Linked DNA regions of Homo sapiens: region 1 is linked to region 2. The links are chromatin loops, found by intact Hi-C in ENCODE. Cell type or tissue: PC-9. All regions are shown on one strand. Each heading gives the region's core, and the rest is flanking DNA. Links, peaks and the distances in the headings are about the cores only.

Region 1 (5,372 bases), core at 162-5,161, 60 kb before region 2:
ACTTACATCCACCTGCCTGTGTCTGGGACCCATAGAATGAGCTTGCTCCAGGAGAAAAGATGGAAAAGTCTATACTTGCTCCAAAGCAAGGGCTTCCGGGTCATCTCTCTGGAACCCTGGCTAAGTCTCACAGGCCAAAAAGCAATGAAAATATGACTAACAGCTAAAAGTGACTACTGCGTGCCAGGCATTGTACTAGACACATTCTATCTATTCACCATTTAACACTGCAAGACAAAGAGAAGTGGCCGAGGCTAGAGCCAAACCCAAGCAGCCCCTGCTCACAGGCTGGGCTCTTGACCACTGCACATTATGGCACACGCGGCAGGCCAGCTTCCTGAAGGAGGCAGACACCATTAATTAATTTCCTTAGAGGTGCTCAGAAAGAAATTGGGACTCAGAATGAGACTCCCCTGCCTTCGCCCCACGGCCTCCTGACGACTGGGTCAATTCCATCTCTGTGTTAAGGCACGCAAATTTGGCTTAATCTCATTCCCGCAAACAAATCAGCCTAATGAAATCTTTTTTTGTAAATGAATTCGTGGAGGAAACAGCTGAGTGTAAACAGTGTTGTAGCGTCGCCTGTTTAGACACCATTGACTTTCAAATCAGCCTGCTTCTCCATCCTGCATGGCAGAAATAGAGTCAAAATGCAAATGTAGCATAAACGACTCTATAATAAATGCTCATTCAACATTTATTCTTTCTCAAATCATCTCTTAAAGCCCTTTCATGCTAATGTCTAGGAGAAGTGACATTAGAAAAATTGCTTTGACATGCTAAGGGGCTCCAAGATTAACAAAAAGAGAAAGGACAAGATAAAGCTTTCGGAAGACCTATTTCAGAGGAATTATTCCCGCCTTTGAAAGTGTTCCAAGGTTGCCGCACATCTCAGCTTGTTGGCATACATGTAAATGAAGTGCTACAAAAGTCCTCGGCTAAATTCCACTCAAATGAAAGCTCCCAGCCACCGGCACGGCGACAGGGAGGGTGGCCAGACTTCAGGATGAATGCTGAAGGGGGCTGGAGGGGGCTTTCTTGTCCTAAAGGCAGATGAGAGCGGGCTCCAGCCCAAGCCAAGGGATAAAAATGTCAGGGTCGAGCCTGGTTGATGTGGTCGGCACCTGGCTGGCTAGTTGAAAAAGGAACACCTGCATCTTTTATCAAACAAATTATCCAGCCTACCTGCAGCTGCTGGCCCAACCACCATCCTTGCCTCTTATGTGTTGTGTAAGTTGGCAAACCTCTCTAAGTCTCTCTTTAGAATAGAGATAACAAGAGGACCCACTTAGAGAAGATTCAGTGACGAAATGCATGTAGTGCTCCGTGCAATGACTGACACTTAGTAAGTGCTCAAGAAGTTGTTTGTGGTTAATGTCATGATTATGCCTTGGCATTCTCGAGCGCAGATTGGAGGCAGGAGAAAGAGCAAGCCAGGTGGCAGATGAGCAGAGATGTCACCGATGCAGTAACCAACATCCAGATAGGCACAGTGACCATTCTGTTACTGGAAAGGGATCCCGATCCAGACCCCAAGAGAGGATTCTTGGACCTCGCACAAGAAAGAATTCAGGGCAAGTCCATAAGTAAAGTCTATGCAAGTTTATTAAGAAAGTAAAGGAATCAAAGAATGGCTACTCCGTAGGCAGAGCAGTGGCTTGGGCTGTTCACTGATTATACTTGTAGTTATTTCTTGATTACATACTAAACAAGGGGTGGATTATTCATGAGTTTCCCAGGAAAGGGGCGGGCAATTCCCTGAACTAAGGGTTCCTTCCCCTTTTAGACCATATAGGGCAACTTCCTGGCATTGCCGTGACATTTGTAAACTGTCATGGTGCTAGTAGGGGTGCCTTTTAGCATGCTAATGCATTGTAATTAGGGTATAGTGAGCAGTGAGGAAAACCAGAAGTCACTTTTGTGGCCATCTTGGTTTTGGCCAGCTTCTTTACTGCCTCCTGTTTTATCAGAAAGGTTCTTTGTGACCTGTACCTTGTGCCGACCTCCCATCTCATCCTGTGACTTAGAATGCCTCACCTCCTGGGAATGCAGCCCAGTAGGTCTCAGCCTTATTTTCTCCCAGCCTCTATTCAAGATGGAGTCGCTCTGGTTCGAATGCCTCTGATGATTCCAGCACCCCCATCTATAGAGATGGATGGTTCACAGCCAAGTCTGCTGCATGGTCCATAAGGATCTACTTTGAATTAAAGAGCTGCACGACATTCCCAGACACTACGTTTCAGAGCAAGCTGAGTGTGCTGTGGACATCATTCTTAAAGACTGGAGTGTCTTATAGTTTTCTAGAGAGGAAGAGAAGGAACACTCACTGAGCATCTTTTAAACAGTTTCTGTCATTAATCTTGGTGACAGCCCACCGATGTTGATATTCTCACTTTAAAGACTTCCACATTCATCAGATTAGACAGAATGCTCTAATCATCCTAAAACTTCAGTGGCTTAAAACAATAAAAGTTTATTTCCTGTTCACCCAGTAGCCTATAAGGGTAGTGTCTGTGGGTGGGGCTCCCTGGGGCGGCTTTTCTTCAGTGGTGACTCAAGGGCCATGCTCCTTCTGTCTTTAGTCTCACAGAAAAGGACAATAAAGGGTCGTGCCTGAGATGGTTTTCCAGGACAAGCCTGGGGTGGGGATTCCCTTCGGCCCAAATTTTGTTGCCAGTCACATGGCAGGCAGGGAAGTGTGGTTTAGCTGTGGTGCCCAGGAGGAAAAAGAACCACTTAGTGAAAACAGGAAAGCAGATTCAGAGAAACCGAGTGACTTGTCAAGAAGAAACCGACTTTGGGAGGCCAAGATGGGCAGCTTGCTTGAGCCTAGGAGTTCAAGACCAGCCTGAGCAACATGGCAATACCCCATCTCTACTAAAAATACAAAAATTAGCCAGGTGTGGGAGTGCACACCTGTAGTCCCAGCTACCTGGGAGGCTGAGCTGGGAGGATCACTTGAGCCCAGGAGGTCAAGGCTTGCAGTGACCTGTGATTGCGCCACTGCTCTCCAGCTTAGGCAACAGAGTGAGATCATTTGTTTAAATCCAAACAAATGAAAATTTAAAAAAGAAAAAGAAACAGAGCAGTTAGCTAAGGTGCAAGACCCATCACCTGCTCTTTGGAGGCCTCGCCATCTTTGCTACCATCAGCATATCATCAGCAATAATGATAGGCATTTATTGAGCACCTGCTGTGTGAGACTCTGTTGTGGCACTGAGAATCAGAGCTGGGTAAGAAACAAGTCATGTTCTGGGAGTGAGAACACCAATGGCATCCAGCCCGAGTTATGGACAAAGTTGATGTTACTGAGAATCTGAGCTCCCAGAGCCTTCTGGATGCGAGAGCTAGAGAAAGGAAGAGGAACCAGGGCTGATCAGTGAAGGCTGACTCAGAAAGATGGAGAGGATGAGGTTAGGATTCCAGAAAGGGAAAGGGATGCCTGAGGAGCCCACACTGAAGATGGTTTGTGGGGTGAGAGGCGAGGCTGGCACGTGGGTGGATAACCAGTGGTGAAGGGCCTGGAAGGTCAAGACTGAGGACTGCATGAGCTGTGGAGAGCTTCCAGAAAGGAGTGGAGCAGGTGCTGGTGGCATCCTCCCCAGATGTCTGGGCTTTCTCCCTCCAACATCCACATCTCTCTACCCGAGGGCTTCTCTGATGGCCAGAGCCCCAAGCTGCTAGAAAATTAACACTCCCTGGGAGCAGCCCTCAAACTTGTGTCTAAATACCCCAGATCCCTCCTGCTTGGTGAGGTGGGAGAACTCAGAAGTATGTCTTCCACACTGCTTCCCAGATTCCACAGCAAGATTGCATTCCAGCTGTCCACATGGGCACCTGGATGGACAACATGCCTGGTATTGCCTGCCTTCCTTTCCCCATCTCACCAACCTATGCCTTTGCTGGCGTTTCCTGGGACCATCTTCCAGACAAACCACCAGAAACCAAATTTACACAGCTGCAACATGACTCCGTCATAATCACAGTCGAATTTGCTGGCAGGTATCCATCCACCAAGTGACAACTTAGCAAACTCATCCCCTTGTCACAGTAGCGCGATGTGGCTGCAGATTCTGGTTGGAGGAGGTGAGCCCAGTTTTTGTGAGAGGAGACCTGGGGACCTTCCCAGCTCCTCTGCCTTCTCATCTCCTCTCCTCGGAGCCACTCCCCTGGCTCTCACAGAGGCTTCTTGGGCTGGGGAATGGGGAGCATGAGGAAGTGTAGCTTCAAGGGAACACACACACACACACACACACACACACACACACACACATATATATATAGCGACAGTCAAAAACACATCAGAACTGTCAAAAGCACATGGAATCAGCTAGTAAACTGTGAAACCCAAGCCACAGTTCTACGTTTTATGGTGTGAAAAATACAAGAAAATCAAATTGAAAAAATAAATAGAAGGCCCTGCGCCAGGGAGAAGTTGGCCAGATTTGCTGGTGCCCCAGGGCAGGGCAGTATAATGGAGTATTCTCACCTCAGACTGTGCAGTGGCTCGTGAAGATCAGACTGCCCAGCCCATAATTGTTTTAGTTCTGCTACCTCTATTGCCTGAGGCCAGGCTCCCCAGAACCACATCCTGAGACAAGGATTTGAAAACTGGGAGTTTATCTGGGAGGTGGTTCTAGGAAGCACTGGCAAGAGGCAAGAGATGGGGGGAGGGAAGGGAGCCAGTCGGGGTGCATGGACGAGCAGGTCACCGCTGCGGGCCCCTGGGGCTGAGGCTCACTGGGGACTGTAAGAGAGTTGTCCCACCAAGGGGTAGGGATGCTGTCAGGCATTGGTTGAAGTCTGATCCCAGGGATGTTGGCTCTTCCATACTTTTGCTATGCAAGTCCCAGCAGCCAAACAAAGCCTCCAGAAAGAGCCACAGAGGTTGTAGCAGGGGGCCAAAGGGTCAGCCTTCAGAGCTGAGTGCCAGTCACACTTGTTACACCCAAGGGGAAAGGGACAGGGTTCCTGTTCTCAATAACTGCAGCCAGTGTTTCCTAAAGTAGAGAGCAAAGAAAATTTTCTGTGTAGGGGCCAGCTTCGTCATGCTCCCCAAGATCCCCACAAGGTGGAGGGAGGGGTCTTTTCCCCCTCTGCTCAGCGCTAAGACCGATCCCCAGCCTTGTCCACCTTTGGATGCTGAAATGGCCCCATTCTCAGGCTGTCTTCTGGCTCCTTGTAAAGAGAGAACCTGGCCAGTCGCAGTGGCTCACGCCTGTAATCCCAGCACTTTGGGAGGCCAAGGCAGGCAGATCACAAGGTCAAGAGATGGAGACCATCCTGGCTAACACAGTGAAACCCTGTGTCTACTAAAAATACAAAAAATTAGCCGGGCATGGTGGCATGCGCCTGTAGTTCCAAGTACTCAG
Region 2 (5,372 bases), core at 208-5,207:
AAGAGAAGAAAAGAAAAGAAAAAAGAAAACAAAAGAAAAAGAAAAAGTTAAGACAGCTCCCCTGAGCCTGGAGATGAGGTGCAGTCACCCAGCCCACGAGGGTGGTGTGCCGGGGCCCAGGCTCATCCTTACCTTATACTCCTTTTGGCCTCCCCTCTTACCCTTATCCCTCCCACACCCAGGCCACAGCCACATCAGAGTCCCCCCACCCTTCCTAATACCCTCAGGGAACATCTATGGCTTATATCCCCCTATCCTCCAGCCCTCTCTACTTTTGGCAGTGCCCTGATCTTCCTTAAGGAAGGTGGTAAGTTGCAATATTTGCAATTTTTCTCCCGTCTCCACATCTATTCCCTCCACCATCTGTCATTACAGTCTATCTCACTAAAGAAGCAAAATTTGGCTGGGCACAGTGGCTCATGCCTGTAATACCAGCACTTTGGGAGGCAACGCAGAAGGATCACTTGAGGTCAGGAGTTTGAGACCAGCCTGACCAACATGACGAAACCCTGTTTCTACTAAAAAGAAAAAATAAATTAGCTGGGTGTGGTGGCAGGGCCCTGTAATCCCATAATCCCAGCTAGCAGGGAGGCTGAGGCAGGAGAATCCCTTGAACCTGGGAGGCAGAGGTTGCAGTGAGCCAAGATCGCGCCACTGCACTACAGCCTGGGTGACAGAGCGAGACTCCACCTCAAAAAAAAAAAAAACAAAAAACAAAACAAAAAAAAAAAAAAACAAGGAGAAGAAGAAGCAAAGTTTATATCCCAGCCTCAGTCTTGTAACGTGCTTTGGTCAACGGAATGAGGCGGAAGTAACGGTGTGCTAGTCTATCCCTAGGCCTTGCAAGTACATCGCTGTTCCTTCTTGCTGTGTTGTGACTCTGCTGTCACCAGAAGGTGAACAATCTGGGTTGGTCAGTTGGTCCCCGAAGGAGAAGGAGAGAGAAGAGCAGAGCTGTCCCCACTAACTACCCCAGACAAGCCCAGCCTGGAGCAGACCCTCCAGCCAACCTGCAGATGTGTGAACAATAAACATTTCCTGTTTTGTGTGCCACCAGGGTCTGTGGTTGCTCGTGACAGTAAAGGGAACCATCTATACCCACTCTCACTCCACACGGTTCAGGTGGAGCTGACCCCATCTCACAGTTCCAGAAGGGACACAAGACAGTCAGTACACTCCACACCCTGGCCTCAGTTGCTATGTCACGAATGGGCATGAGATCCAAGCCAGGCCAATGAGACCCAACTCTGGGACATTTCCTGGAACTTCTGGGAAAGAGATACTCACTTTCCACTGTGGTAGCCTAGGTGGTGGGATGTCAACCAGTAGCTGCGGGCTGCCTTCTTCCCATGGCAGGGGAAGAGACTTTTGAGAATGGAGCAGTCATGTGTTGGTAAACAAGCTCTCCTCCCACCAAAAAAAAAAAAGAAAAAAAGCGCTTATTTATAGCATTTGCCAATTTCCATGATACAAATACTCCGACCATGGCCAGTTTCATGCTACCAACGATGACCAACTGGTGCCCAAAATTCCTGAATGTTTTACAATTTGCTCTAGCACACCATTGAGAGGAGCCTATGCCACAGAAAACAGAGCCAAATGATGGAGAGATAGGCAGTATCCTGGTGATATTATTTGAGCCCCTAGATCTAGCCATGCCTGAAATCCATTAATACCTCTGTACTTGACTCTTACGTGAGTCAACCACTTCCTTTTGTTTCTTCTAAAGCCAGTTTTATTTGGGTTTCCTTTATGTGCAACTGAATAAAGACAGATGAATACACCCACCTCCATGTTTCTCCACTGCCTTTGTGCCTTGAGGAATCAGAATAAATCACTAAAAAATAATGCTTCCTGTCCTCAAGCATCGGACTCCAAGTTCTTCAGCTTTTGGACTCTTGTATCTACACCAGCGGTTTGCCAGGGGTTCTCAGGCCTTCGGCCACAGACTGAAGGCTGCACTGTTGGCTTCCCTTCTTTTGAGGTTTTGGGACTCGGACTGGCTTCCTTGCTCCTCAGCTTGCAGATGGCTTATAATGGCAAAACAATCATTCTTTAAAATATTTTTAATTGAGATGGGGGGTCTCACTAAGTTCCCAAGTCTGGTCTCGAACTTCTGGCCTTAAGTGATATCCCAAAGTGCTGGGATCACAGGCATGAGCCACCACGCCTGGCCCAAATCAATCATTTATGCAACATCAATTATGTGCCAGGCACTTTATAGGAAAGTTACTCCAGTAATCTTCATATCAACCTTACAAGATAGAGATCATTGGGTCCACTTTTTAGGTGAGCAAGCTGAGAGAGAGAGGCTGAAGGACTTGTTTTAAGGGCATGCACTTGAACCAGTATGAGAACCCAGATCCAACTGACATCAGAGCCCATGACTCACCCACCACCCCCTGGGGCTTCTCTTCCCTTAGCCACTGGCCAGTCCTCCTGCCTGAATGCTCCCTGAATCACCTCCACCTGGTAATCTCTGATTCATCTTTCAAGCAACTAAGTAATTTGCCCAAGAGCACGAAGACAGAGTATAGCAGAGGCAGGGTGTAAACTCTGCTCCTCAGCCTGCTCAATCCTCAACTCACCTTACCAGTCGGTTATGAGGAAGAAAGTTTCTAGTTCCTTTAACTTCCCAGAGAACTCTGCGCAAAGCAGAAAGAAAAACATTGCTGAACATTGCCACAATGCTGATTGATGAATAGTCGGCCTGATGGTTAATATTGAGTGTCAACTCGATCAGATTGAAGGATGAAAAGTTTTGTTCCTGGGTGTGTCTGTGAGGGTGTTGCCAAAGGAGATTAACATTTGAGTCAGTGGATTGGGAGAGGCAGACCCACCCTCAATCTGGGTGGGTCTAATCAGCTGCCAGTGTGGCTAGAATAAAATCAAGCAGAAGAATGTGGAAATGCTAGACTGGCTGAGTCTTCCGGCCATCTTTCTCCCGTGCTGGGTGCTTCCTGCCCTCAAACATTGGACTCCAAGTTCTTCAGCTTTTGGACTCTTGGATTTACACCAGTGGTTCGCCAGGGGCTCTAGGGCCTTCAGCCACAGACTGAAGGCTGCCCTGTCGGCTTCCCTATTTTTGAGGTTTTGGGACTTGGACTGGCTTCCTTGCTCCTCAGCTTGCAGATAGCCTACTGTGGGACTTCACCTTGTGATCGTGTGAGTCAATACTCCTTAATAAACTCCCTTTCATATATACATCTATCCTATTAGTTCTGTCCTTCTAGGGAACCCTGACTAATACAGTCGGTAAACCATGGGCCTCAGAGCCAGTGTCTGGTCCTGCTCTATGCCTAGGCTCCACTGAGTGAAGCCAACTCTGGCCCAGGATGGGTTCTGCTAGTTGGCCGAGTCCTCAACAAAATGTCTTGGAATGCACTTCTTTCTCCTGACGGTGGAGAAATGGCCAGCCACCTTTGGTTCATGCCGATATTTCAGATTCTGCACTTCCCCACAAAAATGGCTTCTTCTCCCATAAGCCCAGTCCCTGCTAGCTGTATCACCAACCTCTCAGGTACTCAGGACCTGCCCACTGCTTCCTTTTTTGCTCCTCCCTTTCCTCTGAGAGCACGCAGGCCCACACAGAGCTAGTCAGTTGCTTACTTGCTGCTGCAGCTGCATACGCTCAGGACTCTTGTGTGCAGGTTATAGAAAACTCAATTCAATTTCATAGTCCCAGGTACCTGAAATGGCTAGGGTGTGTCTGATTCAGGGGCTCCAATCATGGCCTCAGGACTTGGTCTCACTTCTCTATCTCTGACTCTGTTTTTGCCTGTGTGACTTCATTCTGCCACTTTGGGCCCTAGAAGGTCCAGATTCACTTCCTGCCGGAAGTGTCCCTTTAGAGACAAGATCTCACTCTGTAGCCCAGGCTGGAGTGCAATGGCACGATCACGGCTTACTGTAGCATTGGAGTCCTGGGCTCAAGCAATCCTCCCACCTCAGCCTGCTGTGTATCTGGGACTACAGATACTAATTTTTTATCTGTAGTGCCAGACTACAGATAAAACTGTAGTCTAACTAATTTTTTTATTTTTCTTTTCTAGAGACAGGGTCTGGCTATGTTACTCAGGCTGGTTTCAAACTTCTGGCCTCAAGCAATCCTCCCGCCTCGGCCTTCAAAAGTGTTGGGACTATAGGCCCAGCCTCACCTCCCCATTTTAACAATCTACTACACAGCTCTGAATCTTTCAACTTCCACCAAAAAAAAACAAAACAAAACACTTGCATGGTTCCCTATTGTCTAGGCCACAAAATCCAAGATCCTAGACCTGAAACTCAAAACCTCCATGCTCTGACTCTCCTGTAGTCCATGCTCTGACTCCAGCATAATTCTCCAGCCTCATCACCTTCAGCTTTCCATCACTCATTTGCCTGACAATTCAGCCAATCAAGACTAGCTGCTGTTCTTTCAATACACCTTACATTTCCTCTACTTTAAGCCTTTCCCTCATGCTGTGCCCTTCTTCTGGAATGCTCACCAACTCCCACCTCCACTTCTCCAAGTCCCTGAAATCAAGCCCAGCTGGATGGCTACTACTCCAAGGAAGGCTCATTTCTGCTGAATGCACACCAGCTCCAATCCTCCAAGGCAAATACTCCTGCCCCTTCACCACCTGGTCCTCAGCCCTTTTCTCATGGTGCAGTTCATCTATGAAAGAGACTGAGCCCCTATGAGTGAGGGTGATGTCAACACAACAGCAGGCACCCTTGGTAACCAAGTCAGCTTCCATATTGATCAGGACTCTTTTGATTGCAAGAAACCAAACTCGGATCTTTATAAAAGCAAAGGTAATTGACTCAGTCAGAAGCACATACAGCACGAGAGTTGTAGGCATGGCTACACTTAAGGTAGGTAATTAAGGTATCACATTTCTCTCTCTCTCTCTCTCTCTTTCTCTCTCTCCCCCCACCACCCCCACTCCATGTCTTATTTCTGCCTTTTTTGACATAATGGCCTCATTTTCTTCTACTGTTGATAGCTTCCTTCATGTAGCTGGAGAAGGTGGGCTTCTAGTGACTCCAGCTTACAACACCCTTAGAACTGGGGATCTCAGAGGATGGAAAGCTGTCTTCGCTAACACTAGGGCAGCAAAATTCTGGGGAGAACTCTGGCTGCCTTGTGTCACATGATTGTCCCTGAGCCAATCACTGTGGCCCAAGGAATACAGTTCTCTGACTGGTCAGATCTGTGCAGCACATGCATGGCAGGCTCAGCCCCACCCTCAGAACTACACGGACTGGGCACCCCTGGGAAAGAAGGGTCTGTTGCCAGAAGACAAGAAAAAAAGGAGAAGGAAGGGGAGGGGAGGGGAGGGGAAAGAAGGGAAGGGAAGGGAAAGGAAGGGGAGAGAGAGAGAGAGAGA

What was found. A loop is a pair of places that touch in the nucleus more often than their neighbours do. Peaks named below come from ENCODE experiments on the same cell type or tissue, not always from the same donor. Only the 100,000 strongest peaks of a DNase experiment are listed, where the experiment ranks them.
Region 1: a loop joins it to region 2, with 15 times the contacts of the local background. A loop is called at or near these places in 4 of 110 quality-filtered maps.

Annotation. Positions count from the first base shown.
Region 1 is chr16:50,454,820-50,460,191 of GRCh38, reverse strand. No RefSeq gene overlaps it. Among named protein-coding and RNA genes, the nearest start is that of LINC02178, 62 kb to the right of the region's middle. RefSeq lists an enhancer at 5,160-5,372. In PC-9, for the core only: no CTCF peak of the experiment used is centred there; DNase peaks (open chromatin) are centred at 2,001 and 2,561; H3K27ac peaks cover 2,524 bases.
Region 2 is chr16:50,394,420-50,399,791 of GRCh38, reverse strand. LINC02178 (long intergenic non-protein coding RNA 2178) reads left to right here and starts at 4,659. Exons shown (of 2, transcript NR_146572.1): 1 at 4,659-4,857. RefSeq lists enhancers at 1,665-2,864, 3,485-3,614. In PC-9, for the core only: no CTCF peak of the experiment used is centred there; DNase peaks (open chromatin) are centred at 2,431 and 3,561; H3K4me3 peaks cover 2,248 bases; H3K27ac peaks cover 3,427 bases.